Regions from separate parts of the Homo sapiens genome. Here region 1 is linked to region 2. A link is a contact called in ENCODE Hi-C or POLR2A ChIA-PET data. All regions are on one chromosome and are shown on one strand. Each heading gives the region's core, a stretch centred on a gene start or an enhancer-like site at or near the end of the contact. The rest is flanking DNA. Distances are from core to core; before and after follow the strand shown. Region 1 holds the start of KALRN (kalirin RhoGEF kinase). Region 2 holds the start of CCDC14 (coiled-coil domain containing 14).

Region 1 (2,765 bases), core at 259-2,758, 72 kb after region 2:
ACAGTTGGTGGATCTGCATAGGCCCCAGTTGCCTTGGCCCCCAGAGAGAGGTGGAACCAAACAGGTTACTAGAGACAAACAGATCCAGGAGATTCTGTCTGATGGGTTGCAGTCATTAACTTCAGACCAGTACCTGGTTTTCCTATTAGGCGTGTTTTAACACATTAGGTCAGGCCACCACTTCTCCATCTGTCTGGATGAGGCAACAGCGAACAGCGCTCAGCAGACCTTATTAAGTACTCAGGTCTTAAAGACCCTCTGTTTGGTGGGCTCTGTAGTCACTAGAACCATAAACACACTACTGGCTAATTATTGTTTAATTATTGCTTAAAAACTGATGGGCACAATACAATCACCGCATTAATTACCCCATACAGCATCTGTTTTCTTTTTTGCAGCCATCCCCATTCCTCCCCAGCCCCTCTCCCCACTTTAATTGAAATTCAGCTTGCTGTAACACCTCCTTCCTCCTGGCCAACTGGATCTCTCCATTCACATGAGGGAGAACAAAACCGAGAAGGCCCCAGGGATTAGAGAGTTTTGACAGCTGTCCAAGAGGAGCGCGGAGATACGGGCCAAGTACGGAGGCAGGACAGAGACAAACGAGGGACAAGAGAGTGACGGAGGGAGGGAGAGATAGGCAGGGAGACATCACAGGAGCATTAAACTGGACAAAGAGTCACAGAGACAGGCGGAGATGTTTAAAGGGGCGCTGAAAAGGGGAAAAGGACGAGAAAAGATAAAAAGGAGAGAAACTGTGGCGAGCTGGTGAGGAAAATGTGAGAGGCTCAGGAGGGCAGGGAGACAGAAGAGAGCTCGTCAGGAAGGAGGGGAAGAAAGGCCGGCCTCTAGGGACAGGTCAGTCCAGCTTGGAGACCGATCTGAAGATCCAGAGAAGGCGGGCGGGCAGCCTGGTGGTCCCCTCACACACCTGGGAGTGGAGTGGACGGAGGAGGTGGCCGCGGGGCCGGGAGGAGCACCGGCGGCGCGAGCGGAGAAGCTGAGCGCGCAGCGCCCGGGCCGCAGAGCCCCCTGGACAAGCCTGGCGTGTGCCCTGCAGCCCCGGGCTCGCCCGGCGGCCCCGCCCCCTCCCTGGCCCGGGCTTTTCCTGCGGAGCTCAGGAAGCCGGCCTAGCACAGCCTCGAACAATAGCTCGGGACTCGGGCTCCGCTCCCCGGGAGGCCGGCGCGGGGCCGCTGGGACTGGGGGCGTAGGCGCCGCCGGGGGCCCGCAGCGAGCCCTCGGCCCCGGCCGGAGCTTCAATTCAGCTCGGCGCTCCCGGGGTCATTGTTGGCCGGGACTGAGGGAGCGGGAGCCGGGGGAGGAGCTGGGGAGGCGGCTGCTGCGGCGGCGGCGGCGGCGGGAGCCAGAGGGGGAGCTAGAGAGCGAGCGAGCGAAGGAGGGAGGTAGCGAGTGAGCGAGTGAGCGAGGGAGGGAGGAGGTAGGGAGACAGGGAGGGTGGGAGGGAGGAGGAAAAATAAAGAGGAGAGAGCGGAGCAGGGCTGAACAATAGAGACAGGCAGACGGGCGAGCAGGAGAGCCAGCTGCCGCTGCTGGGGGACAGCGGGCGCCCAGGCAGCCCGCACCCCGGCCCCGGGCCCCGGCCCCAGCCAGACAGCAGGCGGCCAGCGCCCTGGGGAAGGGGTACCATGGGGGAGCTGGCGGCAGGCACCCCCAGCCCGCCGCGCGCCTCCGCCTGAGGGAGGCTCAGCGTCCTCTGCCCCAGCCCCGCCGCCCAACGCCCGCCCTCGAAGCTCCGCGGCCGCCAGCTCTGCGGCCGCAGCAGCTGCGCCCCGCGCCCTCCGCCCACCGGGCGCCGAGCAGCCCTCGGCCCCAGGCTTCTTCGGCTCCCGGCTGCCCGCGGACGCCCTCCCACAGTCATGAACCCCCCTGAGGGAGCAGCGGAGGAAGGAGGAGCAGCAGACTCGGACGTGGACGCCTTTTTCCGGACAGGTAAGCCGGGCAGGGCGCGGGGGGCCAGGGCTGAAGGCTACTGCCTCGGACGCGGCGTCTCGGACAAGTTTGGGGAAGGAGGGCTGTTGCTGCCGCGTGCGTGTTGGGGGGCAGTGCCCCCTCGGCGTCGGGGCTGGAGTTGCCGAGATTCTGGTTGTTATGGCAGTGCTGGCTGCGTCTGGGGAGGGCGTGGGGGCTGGGAACTCCGCGCCCCTCCGCCTTCACCCCAGTTGCGGGAGTCTGTGTTGGGGAGGTGGGAGGCGGTCCCCTCGGACCGCCTTCTCCCAGAGCGCGGGGATGGGCGGTGTTGGCTCACTTTGCAGCGCGCCGCTCCGGCTACCGGCGTCCCGGCCCCTCCCTTGGCTCCCCCTCCCCTGTGCCTGTCAGCGGGGCTCCCGGCGGCCGCCCTGGGTCGGCACCCCTCCTCGCCGTCGGGGGCCCGGGGCCCTGATGTGCACAGAGGGGCGGCGGGGACCCGGAGCCGCGCCGGCTGCAGACTGACAGGAGTGGGGCGGAAGACATCGGTCTCGCCTGGTGCGTGTGGGGAGCTGGTCCCTCTGACTTGAGAGGCAGACCCAGCTGGGAGGGCGGTGGGCGCCTCGGACCTCCCCCTTGTCCTCCTCTTCAGTTCTGGGAACGGAGGAGCTATTCATAAGAATTACTCATTCCTGGAAGTGTGAGTTAGCGTCCCTCTCATACACACCCACTAAGTCTCTGCTTGCTGTGAGGTGTAGAGCCCTGAGATGTCTTTCTAGCTCTTTGCGCCCCTGCCATCGTCCAAGTCCCGGGTCCATTGCTCCTCCTGCTCCCTG
Region 2 (2,700 bases), core at 180-2,679:
TTAGTCATAATACCTAGATATTTGCAATTTTAAATCCTGTGTTTTCTACTTTTAAATCTTTTTCATATTCATAAATTTTTAATGGTTGTATAATATTTCCTTCAGTGGAAGTAATATAATAATGGTCTTGGTTTGCTTCATATTTTTCACAATTAAAAAAACAAACCTGGAATAAGCCTTTCTATCTACTGAAAACAGCCTTTTTATATTTAGGATTAAAAAGAAAATTATTTGGTGAAAGGTTATTAGCAATTTAATAACCCTTGATACAAACTGCAAAGCTGCTCTCCAAAAGGAGTGTCCTAATCACAATACAGGAGAATCAGTTTGCTTTATTTTACACTTACTTCTACGAGGTTATTATCATTAAACTTTTAATTTTGCTATTTGAGAATCATATAAGCATTTCTTAGTAGTCATATCTCCTACCAACAAGTACAAGATAATACTGCCTTTGTAGAATGACTTACAGTGTGCTAAGGTCTTTCATTTTCACTTAATCCATACCCTGTGAGTTATTATTTGTGAGGTGGGAACCTAAATTTCAGAAAAGTGGTTTGTTCAAAGTCATACATCTACTAGGTAAAATGTTTAAAAGAAGAATGGACTCTGGCATCAGTTTTGTGAGTCTGAATCTTGTTTCCACAGCTGTGTAACTGCCAAGTTATTTGAATCCTCCAGCCCTCGATTTCCTCATATATAAAATAGGGATAATAGTACTTACCTCATAAGGATATCGTGACTATTAAATGAGTTATTCTATGTAATACATAAAAGCACTTACAGTAGCATCTGCCACATAAGTCCTATCTAAATGTTGGCTGCTGTTATCATTAAGATGGTGGCAAACTACGTGTTTTAAAGGGAACTAAATTTTGTTGTATGTCTACAACAACTGTGTGATCGATGTTTTTACCGGGTTCTCTTATTTAACCTTCTCAATTCTTTGAGACAGGATTTTATGCTTATTTCTGCCTATTTTGCAGCTAAGGAATAGGAAGTTCTGAGCAGTAAAAAGTAGTAGACTCTCAATCTGCAGGTGACTGAAGCTAGGAGAGGTTAAGTCACTCGACGCAGCGGCGAAGGCTGGGACTCGAACCCGGGCCTGACCCCAAAGCCGGCGCTCTAGACTAGGGCTACGACGATTTAAACAGAAACATCTAGAGACCGAGCGGCCGTGTTACGACGGGAAGATTAGGTGTTCCCTGCACCTCTGTCCCAGCACTTTAATGTCGCCGCATTGTCTTTGTCTTTTTTCGAGCAGAGTTTTACAAGTTCCTGGCCCGAAAACCCCCCTGTCCCTCTCCATCCCCACAGCGGACTCCTCAGGTCCTCAGCCCTCACCTGGCCCGGTCGAGCTCCAGACCTGACCATCTCTCGCCGCCTCAGAGAAGCCCAGACCGAGGGAAGTGAAGCCTCACGGTAAAAAGAATTAACCGCCGTGGGCTCCCGGACCTTCTTGGCCCGCCCGCCGAGCTTCCGCTTCCGGAAAGGATCCCGCCGAATGCCGCGCTTCATAGTCTCCGACGCGCCTCCACTCCCTTTCTCCTGCTCCAGGCCCAGCGCCTTGGGCGTACGCAATAGACCCCTCCAAGCTTCCCGGCTTGTCACCCACCGGCAGGGGTTGGGAGAAGCCAATAAACGGCGAACGGGGCGGGGCCAAGGCATGGCTGGGGCGGGGCCGGGGCGGAGCCGCCGAGAAAAGAGTTAAGCGGAGGTTCCAGGACTTGCGGTGGGGAAAACGGGGACGAGGACCCGCCAGCGCCAGAGGATGGGACAGGGGTAGGAGGCGAATAGGTTTCAGAAGGAATTGAGCGCGACTTTTTGGGTTTTCGCTCTTTATTTTTAGTTTGGCATCGTGTGCCTTTTGGAAGATTTTGTTCTTGATATTCTATAAAAATAAGACCTCGGGGTTGTTACCTTTGCGTGTGATGGAAATTGCAGAATTATTCCCTGTGGCCACTGATCTCAGAACGGTGTTCATTAGTTGGGATTTTGGGTTTACTTCCATGCGTACTTGTCTCCTCTTATGTTGAGGTAATTACTTTTGATGAAAAATGACACAACATTCTTAGTATTGGCATGTGCACTCATTTTAATGAGGATTTTAGTCATTGGTTTTTAAGGCATTGAGTTTTGGGTTAATGATTTAAATCAAGTTGAAGAGAGATAACTCAGTTTATTCCATTTCAACTGTCACCCAGGCAGGAGTGCAGTGGCGCAATCTCAGCTCACTGCAACCTCTGCCTCCTGGGTTCCAGCGATTCTCCTGCCTCAGCCTCCTGAAGAGCTGGGATTACAGGTGCGTGCCACCACACGCGGCTAATTTTTGTATTTTTAGTAGAGACAGGGTTTCACCCTGTTGGCCAGGCTGGTCTCACACTCCTGACCTCAGGTGATCCGCCCGCCTTGGCCTCCAAAGTGCTGGAATTACAGTGGTGAGCCACCATGCCCGGCCTCATTTCTTTTTAATGGAGAAAAGAGCTACGCTTTAAAAGTCTGTTACAATTAATGTCAAAGCCCAGGAACTAAAATATGTCCACCAAAATATCACACACTTATCCTGAGTGATTTTAGGAAATGAGTATTTCACAGATTTAGTTTTGAATTAGATCAAACTGTGAAAACCTCTCCTTTCCTTCCCCAGCCCTCACATAACTTCATAACTTGCTGACATATTCACCTGAAATTAAGGGGTTT

Evidence for each region. Hi-C counts contacts between places; a loop is a spot of excess contacts on that map. ChIA-PET counts read pairs that join two places held with the same protein, here RNA polymerase II (POLR2A). Pooled maps may share reads with other maps.
Region 1: a loop to region 2 is called in a map of gastrocnemius medialis, with 6 times the contacts of the local background. The contact joins the promoter of KALRN here to the promoter of CCDC14 in region 2. A Hi-C loop is called at or near these places in 4 of 168 maps with a recorded cell type or tissue (PC-3, endothelial cell of umbilical vein, gastrocnemius medialis and 1 more) and 15 of 50 pooled maps. POLR2A ChIA-PET finds 5 or more read pairs at or near these places in 7 of 52 experiments (A549, GM12878, Panc1 and 2 more).

The regions. Positions count from the first base shown.
Region 1 is chr3:124,031,861-124,034,625 of GRCh38, forward strand. KALRN (kalirin RhoGEF kinase) reads left to right here and starts at 1,509. Exons shown (of 60, transcript NM_001388419.1): 1 at 1,509-1,953. The coding sequence starts at 1,881. RefSeq lists a silencer at 1,025-1,484.
Region 2 is chr3:123,959,800-123,962,499 of GRCh38, forward strand. CCDC14 (coiled-coil domain containing 14) reads right to left here and starts at 1,430. Exons shown (of 13, transcript NM_001366335.1): 1 at 1,345-1,430. The coding sequence starts at 1,374. RefSeq lists a silencer at 1,438-1,748.